Regions from separate parts of the Homo sapiens genome. Here region 2 is linked to region 1. Evidence: chromatin loops called from intact Hi-C (ENCODE). Cell type or tissue: GM12878. All regions are shown on one strand. Each heading gives the region's core, and the rest is flanking DNA. Links, peaks and the distances in the headings are about the cores only.

Region 1 (11,599 bases), core at 2,220-10,219:
ATTTTAATAGTAATAATTTAAAGAAGCCCTGGTCTTCATCATGTCTTTGAAAACTGGGGCAAAATCTTGGTCTGCGCATTGTGGCTGTATACTAAACTAGCACAGTCCCAGTACTGATACAATAAGCAGATCATTACTGATAGCAGATCAGCTGTGTCACTATAGCTCATAAAACAATGCTGCTTCTATGAAACAAATGTCCAAGTTCAATGAGAGGCCCTATATCAGTATCTGCTACTGAAGATATTTATTATTAGTAATTTTTGCTATGGAAGAACTAAGTGTTTCTCCGCTCCCCATGCCCTAGGGAACAACTGCCCCATGTAAGTTATGGCTGATCCATTTGTTGGCTAAGCAAAAAGATGGATTTAAGTGTTCTTGGAGGCCACCACCATTACAGATTCATGAATTGACAATAACATGCCCTGAGGACACTGGGAAAGAGTGGAGGTAATTATTTTCTTTTCCTTTAAGGTAACTTTTTAAAGTCTATGTATCACACAAAGAGTCAATCAACACCAACTTTTATATGGTGAGATGCATATACATGTATCCTAGTTTTAGAGAGACATTTATTTAAGATAACCCAAAACTTGGGAATTAATCAACAAATTTACTAATTCTATCTAAGGCTGAATAGCCTTCTCTGAGTCATTCACAATTGAAGAGTTAAAGCTAACATCTTCTTGCTAAATTAGCCATGGAAGATACTTGACAACATGGTGCTTGCTTTATGGGGATGATAAGAATTTTTCAAATTCAAATTTTTAGTGTGATAATTCCCTTTTATGGGTAAACCAGCGATGAGTTGGGAAGATAAATGCCACCATAAATGCAACCTACTGATTTGGTGGTCATTTGGACAAGAATCTACATGATTGAACAAATATCAGGAGTCTTTATTTTACATGCAGCTCTAACAATTCATGAGAACTTCAGTGATAAAAATGTCTATAATATTAGTAATAAAGTAACCAAATAACTGTTGGGAAAAAACTTTACCTGGATTGCTTGGGTTTCTGTGCATCTTGTAAGCAGAGTCACTCTCTGATTGGCTTTGTTCTGGATTATCTTTCCAAGGATGTTTTTATATTAACAGCCTTAGAAGATAAAGAGACAGTGTCTCCTCCAAGACAAAGGGCACGTTTGTTTGTAGCACTGAAGGATGGATATAGTGTCCACCTTCAGAGTAAAGGAAAGGTGTGCTTATTGCCCAGTACAATAAAGATAATCTCCCTCAAGAGCAAAGGGTAGGCATGCTTAATGCCCATTACAAAAGATTTAGGTTCCCTAAGCTCAGGGTTCCTCTCCAGTAACACAGGCCTCTGGGTGTGCAAGTATCCCTTGGCCCTCTTTGTGTCTCTATAGGAGGCTCAGGGCTTGAGTAACCAACACAAGAAAATGCTGACATTCTAACTACTGCTACTACTGTGAGTAATAAAGGCTTTTGTCTCTGATTTAGGAGTCTTGTGTCCTCTAACAGCATCCATGAGACTGTGGCAGGCTAACTTTTTAGCTTGCAAGGAGGGAAAAATCTCAAAGCCTTCAAAGTTTTGGCACTAACATCAATATAACTGAAAGGGGAGCAAAGCATGGTGGAACACGCCTGTAGTCCCAGCTACTCAGGAGGCTGAGGCAGGCAGATCACTCAAACCCAAGAATTTGAGGCTGTAGGGCACTATGATCGTGCCTGAGAATAGCCACGTCACACCAGCCTGGGCAACATAGCAAGACCCTGTCTCTAAAACTAATAAATAAAATAGGCCCCACGTGATGACTTATGCCTGTAATCCCAGCACTTTGGGAGGCCAAGGTGGGCAGATCACTTGAGGCCAGGAGTTTGAGGCCAGCCTGGCCAACAGGGCGAAACCCTGTCTCTACTAAAAATACAAAAAGTAGCCAGGTGTGGTGGCACACACCTGTAAACCCAGCTACTCAGGAGGCTGAGGCATGAGAATTGCTTGAACCCAAAAGGCGGAGGTTGTAGTGAGCCGAGATGGCATCACTGCACTCCAGCCTGGGTAACGGAGCGAGAGTCTGTCTCAAAAGAAATATAATAGTGATAAAATAAATAAAATGAAAGCAGCTTTGATATTTAAAACAATATAGGCTGAAGGGTACTTAAATTGTGTGTGTGTGTGAGAGTGTGTGTGTGTGTGTGTGTGTGTGTGTGTGTGTGTGTGTGTGTGTGTATGTGATCTTCCAGGTAAATAAAGTGGTTTGGGGCTTTTGATAAACTAGCAAAATTACTAAAATTTTCAACAAGGCTGTCTCCACTACGGTTACATTTTAAAGCTGGTGATTATCCACTAGATTTTTGGTTCTTAATAGGAAAGAACTATGCCTTCACTTCTGAAGTCATAGCTCCTTGCTCTGTGCCTGACACGTAGTAGGTGCTCAACAAATATTTGTGGAACCAATGTCAAATAAGGTAGCCGCTACAGAATGCATTTTTATTGAATAGTCACTTAATAATTTCATTTTATAATTGCTAGGCTTTAGTATTGACAATGGTATTATTAATATTTCAGGTACTAATAAAATTTGTATTTTACTATAATTTTATCAACATGCTACATTTTCAAATGTGTTTTGATTATATTAGGCCTCATGGACCGCAATAGAGTTGGCAAATTAAGATGTTTTATTTCTCTCTTAGCTTTCCTGGCCTATAAAACAAAGACAACTAGATAAAATGAAGCTTAAATCATTTTCAACTTAAAGACTCTGTGATTCTGTGGTACTGATCTCCAATTTTTCTCACGTAAATCTAAAGAAAATTAATAATTCCTTAAAATTCATTCTCTTTTTAATTCACATTTTCTGGGATTCTCTTTCTGTCTTTAGGAAGGCACACCTGTTTTTGCGGGGGATGGAAAATAAAAACAAAAGTAATCCACCAGGAGGGAGAATTGTACCAATGCCAGATCTTACAAGTATTTGTTGATCCTAGGCTGGCATTCTCTCCATCTATGCCACACATTTCTACGAACCCTGGTGTGTCAGCTTCTCTGTGGGTCTAGGGCCAGGATGGAGGTCAAAGCTGGAGCTGAAGGTTGGGATCTGCCCTCACAGAGTTCTCATCAGTGTTCTTTCTTCCTTTAACACCCTTGGAGTAGAACAGTAAAGAATTACATTAAGGCCGGGCACTGTGGCTCATGCCTATAATCCCAGAACTTTGGGAGGCCGAGGTGAGTGGATCACCTGAGGACAGGAGTTCGAGACCAGCCTGGCCAATGTGGTGAAACCCCATCTTTACTAAAAATACAAAAATTAGCCAGGCATGGTGGCGGATGCCTGTAATCCCAGCTACTCGGGAGGCAGAGGCAGGAGAATCGCTTGAACCCAGGAGGTGAAAGTTGCCGTGAGCCGAGATTGTACCATTGCACTCCAGCCTGGGTGACAGAGCAAGACTCCGTCTCAAAAAAAAAAAAAAAAAAAAAAAGAATTACATTAAATACTCTAAATAACTGTTAAGAATATTGTTGTGAATGAAAAATTCAGTTTAGTGGTTAAGAGCATGGAGCTTGGAATCAGGTAGATCTTAGATCTAACCTGGAAATTAAGCTTATGCTGCAGGGCTGTATGAAGACGAGATTTAATAATATCTGTTGTGGCCTGAGCACACTACAGCTACATAGAAAGGATTCAGAAATCTTGATTACAGCTATGACTATTTCATGTATTATTCATGTGCTATGTAGGCCTGCCAGAGGCATGTTTGCCCTCCACGTGGCATGGGGTAGGGTGGGAATGGGGTCGAGCGGAGGCAAACAGAGGAGTCTTGGGTAAAGGAATAAACAAAAGCTGTGAGTGGTAAGTGGGTTGAAGAAAGCTCTGAACTAAGGTAACAACTCCGCATCTGGAGGTTCTGGTTTTTATTTCTACATGTGCACGGGAGACAATAATTCTCATAAAGATTAATCACTCCACAAGTGTTTTGAATCAGAAAATAATGAAGAACAGAACCTGGGTTCTGGCTTCGGAATTTGCTACAGCCCATCCAAGGGTTGTTCATAAGCTGTATTCTTAGAGGATCATTGTGCTAATTCCATTAGAACTAATTTTTCTTTTCTTTGAAAACTGCATTGTGCATTATCAGGCTGAAATCTAACAGAACTATGCTGTCAAACATTCTGTACAGCAAACAATGATGTAGAAACATCAGAGTAATCTCTAAACAAGAAATTCTTGGGATTCTGCAGATGAAGAGTGAGGTGCCCAGTGTAGGAAGGGACTGACTTATCCCATTCTTGACTTGTTAGCCCCTGACATGGAGAAGTTAAGCTCCAGAGCTTTTTCAGTGCAAAATACTCCATTTTCATTAATTCCTTGGAATTTGTGATACATGGGATATAAGTTGCATGTGCACTTCTGCATGTCTGTGTTGTGCATGTATGTGCATTGTGTGTGCGTGCATGAACCTAGGTAGAAGACCATAAGAAGTGTATAGAAGAGGAAAACTCTAAGAGGAAACACTACCAAGGTTCATGTTGAAAGGAATACTGAGTCAATGTTATTCTAGGCAATACACACAAATTTCAACTTAGAAACTGGCAGGTTGATTATATTTTTCAGATGAGCAAAGTGCATACTTTCAGAATGATGGGAGACTATTTCAACATTAATTTTAACAGGTCTTCTTTATTGATGAAAAAATGCCAGGCTCACCCAGACTGAGCTGAACCACCACCATTTGATCTGGAAAGAACACATGCTCAAGGGACCAGGCCACTCCCTGGTGAGCCAGCCTGTATTTTGGGGAAGAGATGGTTTATTTGTTAAATGATATGGCATGAGCCACAAATCTATTAGATTTTTTGCTCTGCTTTATTGCAGATTATTTGGGCAAACTCCACTACCCCTTTCTGAAAGCCATGAAGCATCCACAGCCAGCCAGCCTTCACAGTGCAAGAAAGAAATACTTGACATAGTCAAGCCTGAATCAGGAGTCAGCAACTCAGGTTTCAAACTGACTTTGGCAATTTCCTGACAACTCTTTGCCTTCATTTTCCTATCTGTGAAACAGTTTTGCTCATTTTGCTACCCTTAGAATAAATTCTACAATGTCTATGAATCGATTTAAGCCCCTTCCTAGAATGACAACTACAGGAGGCTGCTTCAAGGGTGTTCGTGTAGCCCAAACCTCCCTTTTCTGAAAGAAATGCCTCCCCCTGCACAGGACTGGACACCAGGAGCCAGATCACTCAAATGATGCTAGCCCCTGGCCATAGTTAGCTGAGTCAAAGGTGGATCAAGGAAGCCAATCTCTAATTAAGCTGGACCTACTAGTGTCTGTCTCTCTTGGGACAGGTCAGTTGGTTGGGAGCCTGAGACTGGGGAACGATGCAGAGACAAGGGTTAGGCAACACATTTCTGACACTCTTCCAGAAAATCAGGAAAAAACAGTCTGCGAAGAGAGAAAAATAATGCTGATATCCAGAGAGAAGTGGGGATGAGCAGCTGCTTGACCCCCAGGGAGTGATGCTGGGAGGCATTGCCTTGGTTCCTGACTCTACTCCAGGTCTTCATCCAGACCTTCTGCTCCTCTAACCTCATATCCTTTCAACAAATCCCACTTTTTAGCAAACACTCCTTGGTGAGTTTCTGCTACTTGGAACCAAACGATCCCAAGCCTGAAATCACATACTCCTCTGAGTTGCCTATCTCAGAAAAGCTAGCAATGTCATTGACAGATAAGGTCCTTTGCAGGAACACTGTTGCAGCTGGAGGTCATTATCCTAACTGAGTTAGTGCAGGAACAGAAAACTAAATATCATATGTTCTCACTCATAAGTGGGAGCTAAACATCGCATACTCATGGACATAAAGATAGGAATAATAGATGCTGGTGACTACTAGATGGGGGAGGGAGGTCACCAAGGGCTGAGGAACTAACTGTTGGGTACTATGCTTAGTACCTGGGTGATGGGATCATTCATACCCCAAACCTCAGCATCACGTAATATACCCATGTAACAAGCCTGCACATGTACCCTCTGAATCTAAAATACAAGTTGAAATTATTTTTAAAAAAGGATTATTAACAAGACCTTTTTATTTAAAAAAAATTCTTTAACATTCTTTCAGAACAAAACATTAGCATCCAGCTTGTTCTTGGACATTCTTGTCTGTTAAGGTTGAGCCCATTTAGGCAAATTACCCTAACATGAAACTGAGCAGAATTCTCAACAGAAATCCAGGGCTCAGCTATTAGTAGAGTTTTAATTTTTGTTATAGCATTGAAAGATGACCATTCTCAAACCACTACACAGCTAAGCTGGGTTTTGACTCCTTGACAACTGCATAGCAAATTGGTCCACATGAGGAATTCTGGCTCTATTAATCAGCTGTGGCTGCTCCATGTCAGTGGGTAAAATGCGGATGTCATTCAGGGTGCAGATGGCCAATCCAAATGATGTTTTCAATGGCATGAAATGAGGCAAAAGAACTTGAAATTGAGATAAGAGCAGCCTACCACCACCGTCCAGCCTTCACTGGAGGTGTGAGAAGCCAGCCTGTTTCTGTTCACAGGGAATTTAGGTGAATCATGACCATTTCTGTCCGCGTGAGGTTGAAAGTGAAACCCTATTCAACCCTCAAGATTTGCTCAACCAAGGGCTGATTACGGTGGGAAGGAAAGAACAGAATTTACTCATCAATAGTCCTAGACCTGTAGGCAGAAACCTTTTCCTTTGTGGTATCTGGCTCATCATCATCAAAGAGTGTGTTTCTCTGTGTGTGTGTGTGTGTGTGTGTCTCTCTCTCTGCCTCTGGTCTTTCTCATTTTATCTCTGTGTGTATGTGTAAACACACACACATATAAAAACATATACATAAATTGTGTATATATAATACATATGTACAGTATATATGTATATATTATGCAGGGCCAAATGATTATTATCAAAGAGATTATTAAAAATGCTGTTTTATCCTGCAACTTCTCAAAGAGATGAAGCTTCCAAATTGATATCTACAAGAGGTGTTGTCCTGTAGGTGCTATGAAGCACTCATATTTCCCCACAGAAGAAGTGTGGTTAGTAGGAAAATGAAAGTATTTTGAATTTCTCTTCACTGGAACTTAAGGGGAAACCCAGGAGACGTGCCTTGCTTCTTTCCCCCATGGCTCCAGCTGAGGACACCCTGTCATCAGGACACGCCTGCCCCACAGAGCAGCTGCAGAGAGGACCCTTCCCATATCCCCGGCCTCCCCAGTCTGTTCTCCTGCTGACCCCTGCCTTGTTAGCTGGATAGCAGATGCTCCCTCATCTAGCCAGCGACAAGCAGAGGGCATTCTTCTAAGAAAAGTGCCAAGAATCATTCCTTCTCTAGAAATGTCACCAGAGTCCCATGTGAAACAATAATAGGGACATTGATTTAACATCTAGGCATTTTGATTTTAAGGGCTTGTACCTATGGTATTTGCTTATGCTGGGGCTTCCTGAGTCCCTAAATAACCTTTCCAGTCATTTGGGGCTGAGTGATGATCAACAATGTATCGCAAACAGGACTTCTCATCAGTTTATTAAAAATTCATCCATCTTGGAAGATCAGTCAACTTCAACATAAGAAGATCCATTTTTGGGGATCTGACTTAGCTCACAAGTAAAGTGGGCTTTCTGGAAAGTGAGTGCGTAAATGGCCAAATGTAACATAAACTCCAGTGAGCTGTGCAAGCCACTCACTGGAGCAGATTGCTCAGTGGCCACTCATTCTGATAATTAATGAGTCTTATTTTGAACTGCAGTGACATCGTATAAACATGGATGTTTTTTCCTTCTACTTTATTAAGAAGGAAGAAAATAAATTAAACCTCCTGGCAACAAATGAATGAATATGTTATATTTTTTAATATCCACAGCCTTACCCACAGAAAGTTTATTATATGATGGGCTCTCAAAATGAATTTTAATATATGCCTTTGGATCATTTATCTTACAATTATCACCACAGGGATTTTCATGGAAAAATAACATTTTCTGGCCAGGCATGGTGGCTCACACCTATAATCCCAGCACTCTGGGAGGCTGAGGCAGGCAGATCACCTGAGGTCAGGAATCCAAGACCAGCCTGGCCAACATAGTGAAACCCTGCCTGTACTAAAGTTACAAAAAGTAGCCAGTGTGGTGGCAGGCACCTATAATCCCAGCTACTCAGGAGGCTGAGGCAGGAGAATCGCTTGAACCCGAGAAGCAGAGGTTGCAGTGAGCCGAGATTGCACCTCTGCACTCCAACCTGGGTGACAGAGTGAGGCTCCATCTCAAAAAAAAAAAAGAAAAGAAAAAACATTTTCGTGGCAACCCCTGATATGTCTATTCCCCATGGAGTATGCAGCCGTCCCTTCACTCCAGCCTCCCACTGTTGCACATGCCTTATACTGAGGCAGTCATTATTTTGGTATTGTCATCACTGGCTCAGTGACGTACAGTGTCATCACTGTACATCCCCTTCAATAGCCCATTAAGTCCTTGAAATAAAAATAAAACCTTCCTCCTTTATGCTTGAATTACTAGTCCTTAGCAATCAGTACATACCTATAATAAAGAATTGTTACATAAAAAAGAAAATTTACCAGTACAAAACCATGTTATACAATTTTAAAAACCCTAAAATTATGATAAAATGAAGTCTAAATGGCAAAAAAGAAACAGAAAAAAAAACAACTAAATTTGTAGATCTTTCCTTCTCATCTGATGTCAGTTCTTTCTCCAATAAGCAATGGGTGGCTGAAAGGCATGCATGGCATCCTTATTGGTAACAATGCATCATGTGGAAGGAACACCATGCAAGCAAGAATGCATTCTTGGTAAACTTGAGTTTTCTCTCAGATTTTTATAAATTCAGACGTAATTGAAGGAATTCCGTTCATTTCCAGAGTAGCTCAGATAGTCTTTTCTGGAAGAGATTTCTATCAGGATGAAATGACACCATTTCTTTGAGCTAAGTTCAAGTGTTTTAAAACATGCTGCTTTTACTACTTTTGAAAGTCCAAAAACAGTGGATTCAAAAAGAAAACAAACAAACAAAAAAATCCCCCCCTGCCCCACATAAAAACAGACAAGCAAAAAAACCATGAAGCTTTTCCTCCTGAATGGGATATTGCATTTTGGTGCAATTCTTTGCTTTTTTCCATCTTGTTGTGATTATGGTTTTCACCAAGTGACGTTCCTTTCTGTAGTTATTTCTCTCCATGCCCATGTATCTCTTCTGGTAACCTACTAAGGCTTGTTTTGATAGCGTGTGTTGACCATGGTCAGGGCCAGAGGAAATAAGCACCTAGTCTTCACTTCAAAGTTTAAAAAAGTTGTTTCCTGAATCCTAACAAAGATTGTTTTTCCAAACATCTTGCTAAGAGAAAAAAACAACACACCATTTGAGGAGCTTCATATTGGAAAGAGTCTTCATAATGGACTCTTGCTTCTTCCCCCTTAAGGAGACAAAGCAGAAACTGTGTTCCCCAAACAGTCATGCAAATAAGATCCCCTCATTTTTGTATTCTGCTCCAACATCTATGGACTGGGATAGAATCTGGTGGCCTACACTGCTGGATGAAAAAATGGCAATTTGATGATGTTCTGTATCTAGGGAAGAATTTCAGGGAATGTTGTCTGTTTGTCTCTGGATTGCACTTCACTTGAGCATAGCTCAGTGGAAGTAAAGCGCAAGTAAGCTACACTGTACTGGATGCCTACCTTGAACTTGCGTTATTGATGTGGGTTTTCATCCAGAAGAAGAGGGGGATAGGTTGGAGAGGAGGGTAGATGATTTTTCTCTCCATGTCTCACTTGAACTTTATCAATTTATACCTACTTGATCCCAGCATCAATTAAAGCTGTGGGAAGGGGGAATGCTATGTGGGAATATAAAGCAATCTCATAATCATAGAATAAGGCTGGGGAAGGGACCATAAAGCATTTCTATTCTACCCAACAATCTACAGTCTAAACTATTCATAACATCTCTGCCAAGCCATTACCTGGTGTCTAGGTATAATTACAGTTCATGGGGCAGCACACTCTAAGTGTGGATACCACTGTCCTGAGAAGGATGCAGTGTACTCAAGGGGACCCTCCCACTCTTAGAAGTGTAGAAGTTTGGGCCAGAGATGCTCATTCTCTCGACCATGGGCTTTTTATGCTGATAATCTGGTTAGATCACTGGTCAGAATGCTGGATGACATTTTCCATCTTTAGTTCTTGCAATTCCAGGAAGCCTTATTTACTACATGGTCAGCCTTATTTACTACGACATCTCAGCCATCTGCAGGGGGTTTGTTCCAGGATCCTCCCTCACCCCGATACTGAAATCTATGGATGCTCAATTCCTGCATCTGGCCATGTGAAACCCATGGGTATGAAAAGTCAGCCCTCGATATCCATGGATTCCATTTCCCACAAATACTGTATTTTCAATCCTCAGTTGGCTGAATTTGCATATGTGGAACCCACGGATATGGAGGGCCGACTGCACTTCCCTGTGCAAGGAAAAGAGCTTAAGATGAGGTGAGAAAAGAAGCCAAATGGTCTGCAAACATTTGTGGCCAGCACTTCCGCTGGCTCTGTTTCCAGGTTTTTTTCTGTTCCTCTGCCACATGTCACTGTGACAAGCCACTCTAGGAGGCCCGTCACACTGCTCTGTGCTCTGATTTGTGGCCTAACCTTTGTTGAAGGATCTTTTGTCCTACCAGACATCTTGACAGCCTGCTCTAGGCCGCAGATGTGGATGCTTGGACTTCCTTCCTTGATGCTAATTTTGTCATTGCAACCCATGGGCACCACTACCCAACCAGCCCCATTTCTTTCTCTTCCTTCTGTTTATTTTTAGTCATAGAGTTTGCCAGTATGATGGTAAAATATTTATGTATTTTGTATTTTTAAAGAGTCAACTAAAACAGAGTGAGCCATTACTTTCTTCTGAGGTGCTGAGAACCTTTCAATCAACAAGTATCTACTGAGCTCATCCATGTGCCAGGCATTGTTTCCTTTAGAAGTCCAGTTGATTTGTTTTTTCAAATCCCACCTTTTCTTTGAATTACATATTTTGAAATTGACAAATCTTTTCCTTTTTAAACATCATTTTAATGGTGTGTTTAGGTGACTCTTCTGCTCCCCTCGGTCACAAATATGTCAAGAGACAGAGGAATAGAGTCTGTTCTACACCAAGGAGGTAGTTGGCACTCAACCAATAAGTGATGTGGAACCAGGGAGCCCTTAGAAAGCACACTTGCTAAGGCAGAGATGAATGCTCAGGCTTCCAGCAATGGGTCTGCGTGGGGCTCCTTCAGAAAGAAGAGCTACAGCTTCTTATCATCCCTTCATTTCAGCAACCAGACTTCCCCTGTGGCTCCTAAAACCCAAATTCCTTTCTTTCTACTTCATAGCTCACCGGTGACTAATCATAATATAAATGCATCTTTTAAGCTGTAAATAACCTTAGACATGCAAAACTCAGAGACGCATTAAATCACAAGGAACATTAGTATGGAGCCAATAGTAGAATCCAGGTCTCCCAGCTATCAGCACATCCTGCTATAATAACATGAATCCAAGGATCCACCAGGAAACAGACTCGGAAAGACTTCTGTTTATCATTTGCT
Region 2 (11,599 bases), core at 2,379-10,378, 76 kb after region 1:
TAATAAATTGGAATTGATTTGGCGACTTCACAAACAAGTGAGTCTCAATCTTGTTTAAAAATAGGGATGGGAGGGTGAAGTGTAGGATAGATCAGAGGGTTGGGGCTGGGTCGGGGGACTGTATAGCTCCTGTTTCTGATGATTTCCCAGTGAAGCTTACATAAAAGAGAGAGTTGTGGGGAGGGCGAGCAACATTTGGGCTGAAAGCTCAAAGTCCTGTTCCCCTGTTCTTGGGACAAACATTGCAGAATTTCCAAATGACAACTCTAAATGGTTTGCATTTGATATGAGAAACAAGAATGGCTGGCATAGCTCTGTCAACAGACAAAAGATGGGGAACATGAAGCTTTCAGATTCTGCTGTGCAATATAAATGTAGCCAGGGAAAGAGTGGAGGAAGTCAAGTTCAGGGTATAAAGCATAGCCTCTGGAGCTTGGTTGCCTGGGTCCCTGCCCCAGCACTGTGACTAACTAGACATGTGGCCGTGAGCAGGAAATGAACATCTCTGTGCTCAGCATCCTCCAAAATAGGACAGTGGAAATTATGCCCTCCCCGTGGGGAGATGGTGAGAATCACTTAGTTATCATTTGCAAAGCACAAGGCATAACGTCTGCTGCGTAGTAAACTCTCAATAAGGATTAGTGATCATTGTTCCCAGTGAATAACATAATGGGAACCTGAGCTAGGACAGGTGGTTGCAGAAAGGAATTGCTGCAAGGCTGTGAAGAGAATATAAGCTGAGCTTGCTTGTTCTGTGCCTCTGCTGATGCTGTTCTTATTGCCAGTTGGTTAACCTGCCTTTACCTGTTAACCTGTAAAAATAGGCTATGATTCTAGGAAGGCTGTAATACTATTCTTAACCTTTTGTGGACATTTAAATGTTTTCATAATAAGATGTCTTTAAAATGCCAGGAGTTTGTGATGGATTGTTTTTGTTTGAAATATATTATTCTCTTTCTAGAAACTTTTTTAAAAAAAACTTCATGTAATAAGGTTAATAAACCAGAAATAGAAAGGGGAAAGTAAGATCCAGAGGAAAGAGCAAACGGCTAACACTGCCTTACGAAAACACTTTAGAGCCAGACAAACCTGGGCCCACATCCCAGATGTACCATCCAGAGGTTTGGTGTCTTTGGGGAACGTACTAATTCGCCTGTTATTTGTTTGTTCTGCTCATAAAGCAGACTGATGGTCTCTGCTGCTGGGATTGCAGTGAGCTCTAAATGATATGCCATAGGTCATCTCCCAGCCCTCAACAGGGGCCCTCACACAGTGGGCCCTCAACCAACGTGACATCTTTCTTTCCTGCAATAGTGGAGTATAGGAGGTAGGGAGGAAATGGGGTGTGGAGGGGGAGGGGAAGAAAACTCCAAGGCAGACAACATGAGTTTTGCAAACTTGATGAGAAATTGGTTTTGTACACTTTGTTGGAATGGACTCAAAGCAAAACTGTGCAGCAGGTGTAAGTAGAGTGGAAGCGTAAGGAGGTGTAAGTAGAATTTTTTCCTTTTCCTTCCTGGCCAATGGCCTCTCCCACAGGGTCCTCAGAGCAGAGAGTGTGACTCATTTGTGCATACAATAAACAAATAGAATGACTTGAAATATAATGACTTCTAAGAAAATTTGCATTTTCACTATGCATAAAAGCCATAAACAAAAGAACAAAATACCAGTAGATGCATTTCAGCAGGTACTGTAGAGGGGAGATTTTATTTTTATTTCTTCGAGGGAAAGCTGGCAGAGCAAAGGAAGGGCCTTGCTTGTCCTTGAGCCGTTGGCTGGGTGAATGAAGGGGGAAATGTGAAGCTTGAATTCAGCGCTACTCACTTTTAGGTGCTGACTCTGGTGGACAGTGGGGGATCCTGAATGGTCACAGCCCAGCAAGAAGTGGAGCAGGAGCTTCAGCCAAATGGAATGAGGCAGGATGCTTGCACAGGTCTTGAGGCACCAGTGTGGACAGGGAGGAAGAGGGAAAAGGTCTCAATGTGCCAGGTAACACAGAAGCTTCAACAAACATCATTTCACTGAGTCCTCACAACAGCAACATGAGGAAGACAAGGCTCTGTGAGGCCACGCAATGCACACAACATCACACAGCTCACAACTGGCAGAGCCAGGATCTGAACCCAAACAGCCTGATGTCAAACAGCCCCCCAAGACTGCATACCAGGCAACTAAGAGGAGAACCAGGAGTGTCCCTGTGTCCCCACAACGAACAACTTAACCCAACCAAGCCACAGTAATTGGCGTGTGTGTCCCATGTGGGCATCTCATGAACGCAGCCCATGTGCTGGCCTGTGCTCCACCTGCCCCCTGCATCCGGAAAGGGGAGAGGGCTGGGTCCAGGGCTGTCATCCACTATCATTCTGCCATCCTTCATTCCATTTCAAATAATTGGCCTTGGCTGCCCCCACAGACTGGTCTCCATGGGAGGCGATGTTCTGGCTGACCGTAGCCTGGCCTTTCCAGCTGTCTGCAGGAAGGCCTGCATTTCACACCCTTCCTCCCCATTCTCTCTTCCTCCCACCTCACCTGCTGCGCCTGCTGGTCCATTTTCTACTCCCTCCCCAGAGCTTAGTTTTGCTCTCTAGGTAGATACACAGACGACTGCCTCTTCCAGACACTAGTGGGCCACTGCTTCCGGGTTACCGTGGATGACGTTGATGATAAGGAGTGCACACAGTCTAAGCAACTCAACTGAGACCCTGGAAAATGTGCCAACAACCAGCTCTTTCTTTTTGGAACTCTTGGTGGGGCTTTGGGATAAATATTCCACCATCTTTTGTCATGGCACATGCTGACTCTGGTGGACAGTGGGGGATCCTGAATGGTCACAGCCCAGCAAGAAGTGGAGCAGGAGCTTCAGCCAAATGGAATGAGGCAGGATGATTGTACAGGTCTTGAGGCACCAGTGAGGACAGGGAGGAAGAGGGAAAAGGTCTCAATGTGCCAGGTAACACAGAAGCTTCAACCAACATCATCTCACTGAGTCCTCACAACAGCAACATGAGGAAGACAAGGCTCTGTGAGGCCATGCAATGCACACAACATCACACAGCTCACAACTGGCAGAGCCAGGATCTGAACCCAATCATAATCTGAATCAAAAAATGAGACAGGAAAGAGTGACTTCTCCATCTTAGAGCTCTGGGGCATGAAGTAAGAAAGCCTGAGAGGAGAAAGGAAAAGGCATTGAGGGGAGGGGAAGGGCCAAGCCACTTGGAGACAGGTTATGACACAGAAATACCACCTAAGCTCTCTGTTTCTCCCCATGGGAAGTGGCAGCAGCAACAGCAGCAGTTTGGGAGCCTCCAGCCTCACCAGAAGACATTGGCCTCTGGGACCACACCTGAGTTTTGCTAATAGGGTGAATCCTGGTGGGACCCTAGATAGTTTCAGGATGGAGGTTGGCCAGGCCTGTAAGACCAATCATGTGATTAGAGGCTCGGGGCTTCAAGCCATTTGCTATTCACCAGCCTCCCAGGAGAGGCACTGGAGATTGAGCTCAGACATGTGGTCAATGATTCAATCATCCATACACAGTGAAACCCCAATAAAAACTCTGGACCCTGAGGCTTGGGTCCCCTTCCTTGGTGGTGAACACATCAGCGTGCCAGCAGGGTGACACATTCTGATTGTATGGAGACTGGGCACAGAAGCTCTGCATTTGAGACCATCCCAGGCCTTGCCCTAATATCTTCTTTTGGGTGCTCCTGATTTGCATCCTTTATAATTAAACTGTAATTTTAAGTATAACACTTTCCTGAGTTCTACAAGTTATTCTATCAAACTATTGAGCCTGAGGGGGTTGTAGGAACCCCTGAATTTGTAGCCAGTTGGTCAGAAGTATGGAAGCCCAAGGAGCCCTAGAATTTGTGGCTGAGATACTAGTGCTGAGGAGTGAATTGATTACTAAACAATCAAATTCATTTGGTGTCTTTAAGATGGAGAAAATTTCACATAGTTCAGATACTGCCTAATTATTCTGTTAAGAAAAGTGAATTGGCTTGGCCCTTTGCAATTTGATCGGTTGCTTGGCAATCAACTCGCCAATAGTCCTTGCCTCCTCATTTTTCTTTCCGATTTTAATTGTGGCATTGGAATAAAAGGATAGTCTATCCATCTGCTGCCTTAGATTTTGAAGCTTAATTTAAAAAGTCAATCCTTGGACTATTTTTTAAATTCCCAGACCAAAGGAATCTAACGATTATTTCACAGCCCTTCTATTTCTTTCTTTTCACCCACATCCCTCAATCTCCTCAGTACCCTTTTCATCTCTTTAAAAGATATGAAAACAAAACTAAATGTAATAAAGATTTAGGCAACGCTAAGAACACAAGAAATTCTATTGGCTCCTATTAATCATGTTCTAACTCAACTTAATTGTACATATTTTGCTTGTTCATATTCAGCAGTGCTTGTGTTCCACTATGACCCCTAGATCTCTGTATGTCATGCTTGCTTGGATTTCCACCTCCTTTCTCCCAATCTCTCCCTTTCCCCAATATCTCTATATCTTTGTATAATTTGTTTTACCCCTAAAGGTGATGTGTGCACCAAAATCTCAGAAATCACCAGTAAAGAACTTATTCATGTAACCAAATATCACATGTTCCCCAAAAAATCTATTGAAATAAAAAATAATTTTTTAAAAAATAACAAAATAAAATTACATTAATTAACTATTTTATTTTACTTTATTTTATTTTATTTTTTGAGAAGGAGTCTCAAAACTTGTTGCCGAGGCTGGAGTGCAGTGGTGCAATCTCAGCTCACTGCAGCCTCCACCTCCTGGGTTCAAGTGATTCTCCTGCCTCAGTCTCCCAAGTAGCTGGGACCATAGGCATGTGCCACTACACCCAGCTAATTTTTGTATTTTTAGTATTGATGGAATTTTACCATGTTGGCCAGGCTGGTCTTGAACTCCTGACCTCAAGTGATCCTCCTGCCTCAGCCTCCCAAAGTGCTAGGATTACTGGCGTGAGCCACCATGCCCAGCCTTAATTTATTATTGCTTTCAGCAACATTATATTTTATCCTATGCATAGTTTATTAGGCCACATCAAATTTTCTCCATATTTTAAGTACCTAGTGACAATATCCCAATTTATGACATTTGCCTGTGATTAGAACTGTTGGTTTTCCCTTTAATGGAAGTGTTTTTCACTCTTGACTGCTTGTAGTACAACATGGTCAGAACACATCCGCAGCCCTTTCTAAGGGACACTGTCCCACCCAGGGCCACTGCTGAAATGGCAGTTCTCGATGGACCCCTATTACATCTGTCCTCATCTGATTGGTCTGGAAGTAGACACCTGCCTCAGGGATGCCTGTCCAGGCTTACCGGGAGATCTACTGTAAAGAGCTGAGCACTACCAGGAATTCACTGGACCAATCATATTCTCACTCACAGGACTTTGAATTGGAAAATACACAGAGACTCAAGCTGCTATCAGGGGCTGAGGTTGAAAGAGTGCACGAGTAGCCTTGAGTTAGCTGAAGTGTAGAGTAAGCCAAAATTGTGAGAAAGTGGAAACTACCATTGAGCAGAAGATTAAGTGTAGAGAAGTTGTGTTAAGTCATGGTGGTGAGAGGAGAAGCTAAAGCACATACATCAAGAATAACCAGAGCCAGGGTTGGCCAAGCCACTTTAATGGCAGAGCATGGGATTCACCGCCCCCAAGTGCCAAGGTCCCTAGAGCCTCACTGCCTCCAGCTCTAGTCTCTGTGTGGACTAACCACACAGCAGTTTCTTATGAGAGAACTTCCTTCTTCATTACCCCTTGCTTCTTGCAATAAACCAGCCCTTATTATGTGACCTGGTTATCATGGGTCATGCTTCCTTGTAACTCAATGAGCCCACACCTGCTGCTCCCACCTGTGCCTGGGTGGTGGAGAAACTGACAGGCAGCACTGCCAAGGGGCCATGCCACTAACTTGTAGCTGTCATTCCACCATGGGGCTCAGCTCACTTGCCCCACAATGCTTGTTTCAACATGGACTGGCTGCTTAGTCAAAAACTCCCTCTCCCAGAACTGGCTCTCCAACAAGAATGGCTAAAGGATCCAAGGTAAAAAGAAACAAACAAAAATACGTAAAGGTCATATGCCTTGCACTCCTTTGTCTACCTGGAAAGAGACAATTGTTCTGGCTGTATCAGCTTATCGGCCTCCAGGAAACTTTTTGGTTATGCATGAAGTCCGCCCTCTGTTCTGTGAGTCCTGGTTTCTAAATGATTCACAGGTGTGTGGCAGGAGAGGCACTTTCCAACTCTGAGTAAAAATGATGCCAGAAAAAATCAGAGTGACACACTGTTTCTTCTCTTATGCCTCAGCCTCTAGTTGTCCTGCCAGACAGCAAGGTTTTGGGTACAATCAGCCATAAAATCAGAAGAGAGTGAATATTTATGAGCACTGCCCCACTTTGGGCAACTGTAGGGTCAAAGAGACCAATATTTCACCCTCAGAGGGATCAAGAAGAAAGAGTACCTGAACTCAGTTCGGATATGTACATAGTGCATAGCGGGGCTAGAAGCAGCCTGAATGTCACTGATCAACCTCACCTCTTTCACCTAGGACTGTCCCAAGTCATCGACAACAGAGGGGACTTATTCAACCCCCAAAACACATGCAGGTATTTAGATTCCCCACCTCTTGTATCTGGCTGATGGATAACACCCTCAAATACACCCAGCTAAGTTATAAAATCTTTCTAGAGCTAACGCCTTAGTGAATTTGTTTATTCACTGGGAGCAGGTCTCCTGGACCATTTGACCCCACAATTCCACTCCCTTGTGTTCACACTCCAGGGGAGGTTCCAGGAGAAAACTGTCTCATGTCCCCTCTCTTTTACTGGTACTGGTGATTACACAGCTGTTCAAGTTAAGATGGCTCCCTACCATGCATCCAGGGCCCACTCTGGCAGGGAGAGTGGCTTACCCGCTTAACCTGGCATGCCGAGGTCTCGGCTGTGCCCCTGAATCATTGCTGAGTGCGTCAAGGACTCCAGTCCCCAACCCTCTGCAGGCCTGACTCATGCAGCAGCTTCCCCAGAGTACGCCCACGGGCTCCAGGTACTGCTCACAAGCTGGTCTCCTCCTCCACGTAGACACACAAACAAAGCCAGTTACTAGGCTTGCTAAGCTCTGCTTAAAGTTACAGGGCCTTGCCTTTGGGGCCGCAGGCTGCCTCATGCACGCCTCTCTTGTTGTGGATGCTGGGCTCTTCCATGACAACATAGGAAACCCACCAAGGGTCCCTTTCACATTGATAATGATGTTATGAAATCTGCGGCCAATCTTGAAAAATGCAGTGCCTTATGGGAGGGGAAAAAGAGGCTGGGAGGGCAAGGGAACTTTATCAAGCAGCAACCCCAAGGCCAGACCTTGGACTCCTGGGCCCAGCCTCAGAGACTGTTTCAGGACATATGATAGAAACTCTCGCTACTGTCTTTTTAAAAAGAATCTCAGATGATTCTGATGATTCAGACAGGTTTGGGAACCATTCTCCTGGTACATACGTGTATACACACACACACACACACACACACACACGACTACATTGTATGTAGATAGGACTACATAGATATGACTGTGTTGTCATAGCAGAAATAAAAAACCAGAAAAGAATCGTGCATGTGTGGAGTCTTGTGTGGGAAGGCGGGAGATCTTCCATTAATGAATAAAATGATCTGGAGTAAATCCCTTCTCTGCCCCAGGCCTCATCTGGAAAGTAAGAATTTAGATTAAATTTTCTCCAAGATCTCTCCAGCTCCAATGAATGTGGATGCTGCACATTCTACAAATCGCTCACTGCCTTCAGACTTTAATTTTTTTTTTCAGGCAATCAGTCGTTATTTGAAAAGAGACATACAATTGGAGATAACCCAGAAGGATCTTTTTATTATCTTCACATAGGTGACTAATATTTAGAAGGATAGGTAACAAGAGCAGGTAGTGGGAGTATGAATTAAAGAGGATGAGCTGGCTGAGGTGTAATTGAAACCTTCCCCATCAAGTAAATATAATGAACCCATTGCAAACTGTAAACAGAGAAACTCCCTAGCTGGGCGTTGTGGGAGTTGTCATACGGAAAAGTGTTTATACTGGGAAAAGTAGCCAAGTTGCAAGATGGGATTAGGGGAATATCAGAGTTGGGGAGTAGAAACAAGATAGCAGCCACCAGCGCAGGGAGCCAAGTCTCTTCTCTTGCTAAATTCAGAGGGGCATTTGGGTGCTTCAGGCAGAGATCAAGCCAAGGAGGCAAACATTACTGCCTGGCTTATGGCTTTCAAAAAAGCAGGAATTGAGGAGCATGAGGCCACAGAGGAAGGAAGAGGTGGCATTTCAAGGAAGAGAATCTAAAAGAATTGTCCTGGCTTCCTTCAAGTGCTGGTCACGGCTATATGAGAAGATCAAGTGCTGGTCACGGCTATGTGTGAAGATTCAGCCCCGATGAATAATTATGTATTTATTCAATAGCTAATATTTCCAGTCTGGGAGCTTGAGGAAGACAGAAGTGGGTATATTTAGTAAGAATCCTAGGAAGGTAAGGAAGTAGAACATGAACCAAGTCTACTCGAGGTCTTGAAGGAGGTAACGTCTCAGTAGTTGTGGGTTGAGGCACGTGGATTTCATAAACAGAAGTGATAATTCGCAGTGATTACAAGCAGGCTACACAAATGATGTTTAATGGCTATTACATAGTATTTTCAGTAAATCAAATTTATTTATGTAAATTTGAGGTGCTAATTTCATGTGTGATCTTCCTAAGGGCACCAAGAAAAGGAAACAGTGCCACAGGACAATATTCAGCAAAAGAAACTATCGTGGGGATCTTTTTTTAATGGAACTTACTGCTATCAATGGTGAATCAAATCTTTTCAGGTTCCCTCCATTTTAAAAGGAAAACTAAAACATGGACAAAATGCCATCAGAGTCTACAAATCTCAGAGGAGACAGATGAACCCTCTCTAGCTCTGGAAAACTAATCTTCCCCACGTCTAATCAGAATGCTCCATCCCACCATATGTATTTTGTCATAGATATGCCACCTCCCTTTTGGACAACATCTATTTTTCCTTCATATCATAAGCATGGCCTTCTTTGTTAACCTTCTTTCATGGGTCTCATTCTGAAGACATTATCAATGGTCACTATTTTACATCTCTGAAACTGTCATACCTCTCTTCTGCATTTCATGACTCAGTTCTGTGGATCTCTTATACCCTACATAACCATCATCAGCTTCTTCACTCTCTTGCCATCTGACTTTTGGACTCACGGAAGCCATCAATGATCTCCTCCTTATCAAACTCAATGACATTGCTGGGTTCTCATCCTTAGAACTTCTTCCTTAGCGCTCTTCCTAGCCCTGGCTTAATGAATAACTTCTTCCATTTCTCCTCCACATCTGCTCCCTCATTCTGTCTCTATCAGTGAGTGCAAAGTCAAATGATAGCAGATGTCAGAGAGGTAACATACATGACCAAGGCAGGCCAGAAAGGAACTAGCGCTAAGGAAGTGCTCAACTGAAGAAGGCTGGCTGGCTGCTACCCACCTCTGAACGACGACTATGCTCAGGGGAAAGGAGGCCCAGTGCCATCAGGTGTGCAAAGTTTAAGAGAATCCAGAAATCTGAACTTTTAGGGAGGAAATATCCTCTTCAAACATTAGAAATTAGTTCAAAAAATGTTTTCTTACAAATACTTGCAAGCCAAATTAGGCACATCAGAGTGGAGACCAGCCCCCAAGCTGTGTTTTCCACATCTGCCCCACTCTGCCTCCTCTATTCCACCCCATCAATTACATAAGACCCTGAGGCCAAGAAGGTCCTATGTGAGGTGGGGAGTAACCCACCCATGGACAGAATTGTTTGGTATGGAATGGAGAGATATGCTCTATTTGTGTGAGGAATAACATGCAGGAATTTTCTTGAGGGGGCTGGAGAAGCAGAAAGGGAATTCAGGAAAGACAAATGGAAGCATCATCGATTATGAGAGTCTCTGTTGGGCTTCGTTGGCTGCAAAGGAAAAAGACATATCCAGATTCCCAAAAGTATTGGAGGTAGAACATGACTAGACTTGAGATCCATGGCAATTCTAGCAACCTGATTATCCAGGTAGCAACCAGCAGCAGATGCTTGGTGATTTCTCTCTGGTGTTCCTCCTTAACAAGCCTCAGTTACTGTCAGATTCCAGCTCTCTTATGCACCTTCGTTCCTGGGCTCTCCTTCTAACTAGTGGGCATTTGTCTACATCTCCAGTTGAGTTCCTTCAAAGAATTCCAGTTTGAGCCTAATGATTTTCTGACTTTATTTGAACACTGCTTTAGTACCAGACTACCCACAGGCTGCAAGCCATGTAAAATTTGATTCCGTTGAGTCTCTACTCATGGGTCCAGTGTCTACCCCTGGTCAAATACATTGCAGTGGGCTGGAAGATTGTGTGGTGTGTACAGGACGCAGTCAGCTTGAGGCAACTCTCGTACTAGAAGCCTGGATGAGGCCAGCAGCTAGGGGATGAGATAGTCTTCTCTAGCCAGTGACTCTGGGGATGCCATTAGGAAGTGACTGAAACATTCAGAACAACTAGTGCTGGAACAGGGAAGGAGTTTCAGAGGAAAAAAGGAACTCTGAGATTTCTACCAGGATCTGCAGAAAACAAATTGTTCAAACCTAGTCAGCTCAGGGAACAAGGGTATGAACTATAACAGGGAAAGGCAACATCTCAGAAGGCTGTAATCTCTATCTGGATACTAAATAACACCTGTCCTTAGTGCTGAAGCCATCGAGGAAATAAAGAGGTCAGATAGAAAAGAATCTTTATCTATGCATAGATAAAGCTGGACTGGATAATGTAGCTCAGACCCATCACCAAATGGACTTCGGAATATTTCAAGCTGGAAATAGGCAAATCTACCTGCATCAGTATTAGTCAAACTGAAATAACCCAAGTCTACTCACCCCAGAAGCCTTTGCAATAAGCAAGCAGTGAGCACAGCATATCCTGTGTCTGAGCAGATGCATGAAACAAGAGTTTCTTTTCCCAAACTTGCCAGAGAAATTCAGGTATTCCCCGCTTTTGTGAAGGGTGAAATAAAAGGTCAGATCTTTTCACTTTATGGTTAAGATAGAAATACGGAGAGGGGAAGAATTGTGCCTCCTAATAATTCTCAGGTCAGATTTCTGGGCATTGTTTTGAAAATTCAATGAGATAATAAATGTACTTATTTAGACAAAAATTTTTTGAGCGCTCACCATAAGCAAGGAGACCAGGTCTCTGTCCTCATGGAGGGCAAATGATTATGGTATCTAGGGCAATAAACTGTGTGTATGAAAATGTTTACTCAAGAGAGATTCAGGTCTTAAATGAGAACTTCTTTAGGAATCTACGTAACTTTACTTAGATTTTACTCACATTGTAAAACCTAGGCATGGAAGCATAGTTAAAAGATTAAATCTAATGACAGTTATCTGCTGAGACATACAACCTCTTATATGGAAAAAGTTAGAGACTGACTCTGACTCTAAAAGTCAGTCTCTGACTTCTTTTTTTTTTTTTTTTTTTTGAGATGGAGTTTTGCTCTTGTCGCCCAGGCCAG

The links. Hi-C counts contacts between places; a loop is a spot of excess contacts. Peaks named below come from ENCODE experiments on the same cell type or tissue, not always from the same donor. Only the 100,000 strongest peaks of a DNase experiment are listed, where the experiment ranks them.
Region 2: a loop joins it to region 1, with 1.9 times the contacts of the local background. A loop is called at or near these places in 2 of 110 quality-filtered maps.

What each region holds. Positions count from the first base shown.
Region 1 is chr13:40,019,820-40,031,418 of GRCh38, forward strand. No RefSeq gene overlaps it. Among named protein-coding and RNA genes, the nearest start is that of LINC00332, 160 kb to the right of the region's middle. In GM12878, for the core only: a CTCF peak has its summit at 7,142; DNase peaks (open chromatin) are centred at 6,602 and 7,052; H3K4me3 peaks cover 598 bases; H3K27ac peaks cover 1,296 bases.
Region 2 is chr13:40,096,030-40,107,628 of GRCh38, forward strand. It overlaps LOC124903162, which reads right to left. Exons shown (of 5, transcript XM_047430821.1): 4 at 1,828-1,938. Among named protein-coding and RNA genes, the nearest start is that of LINC00332, 80 kb to the right of the region's middle. RefSeq lists a silencer at 4,667-4,837. In GM12878, for the core only: no CTCF peak of the experiment used is centred there; a DNase peak (open chromatin) is centred at 6,252.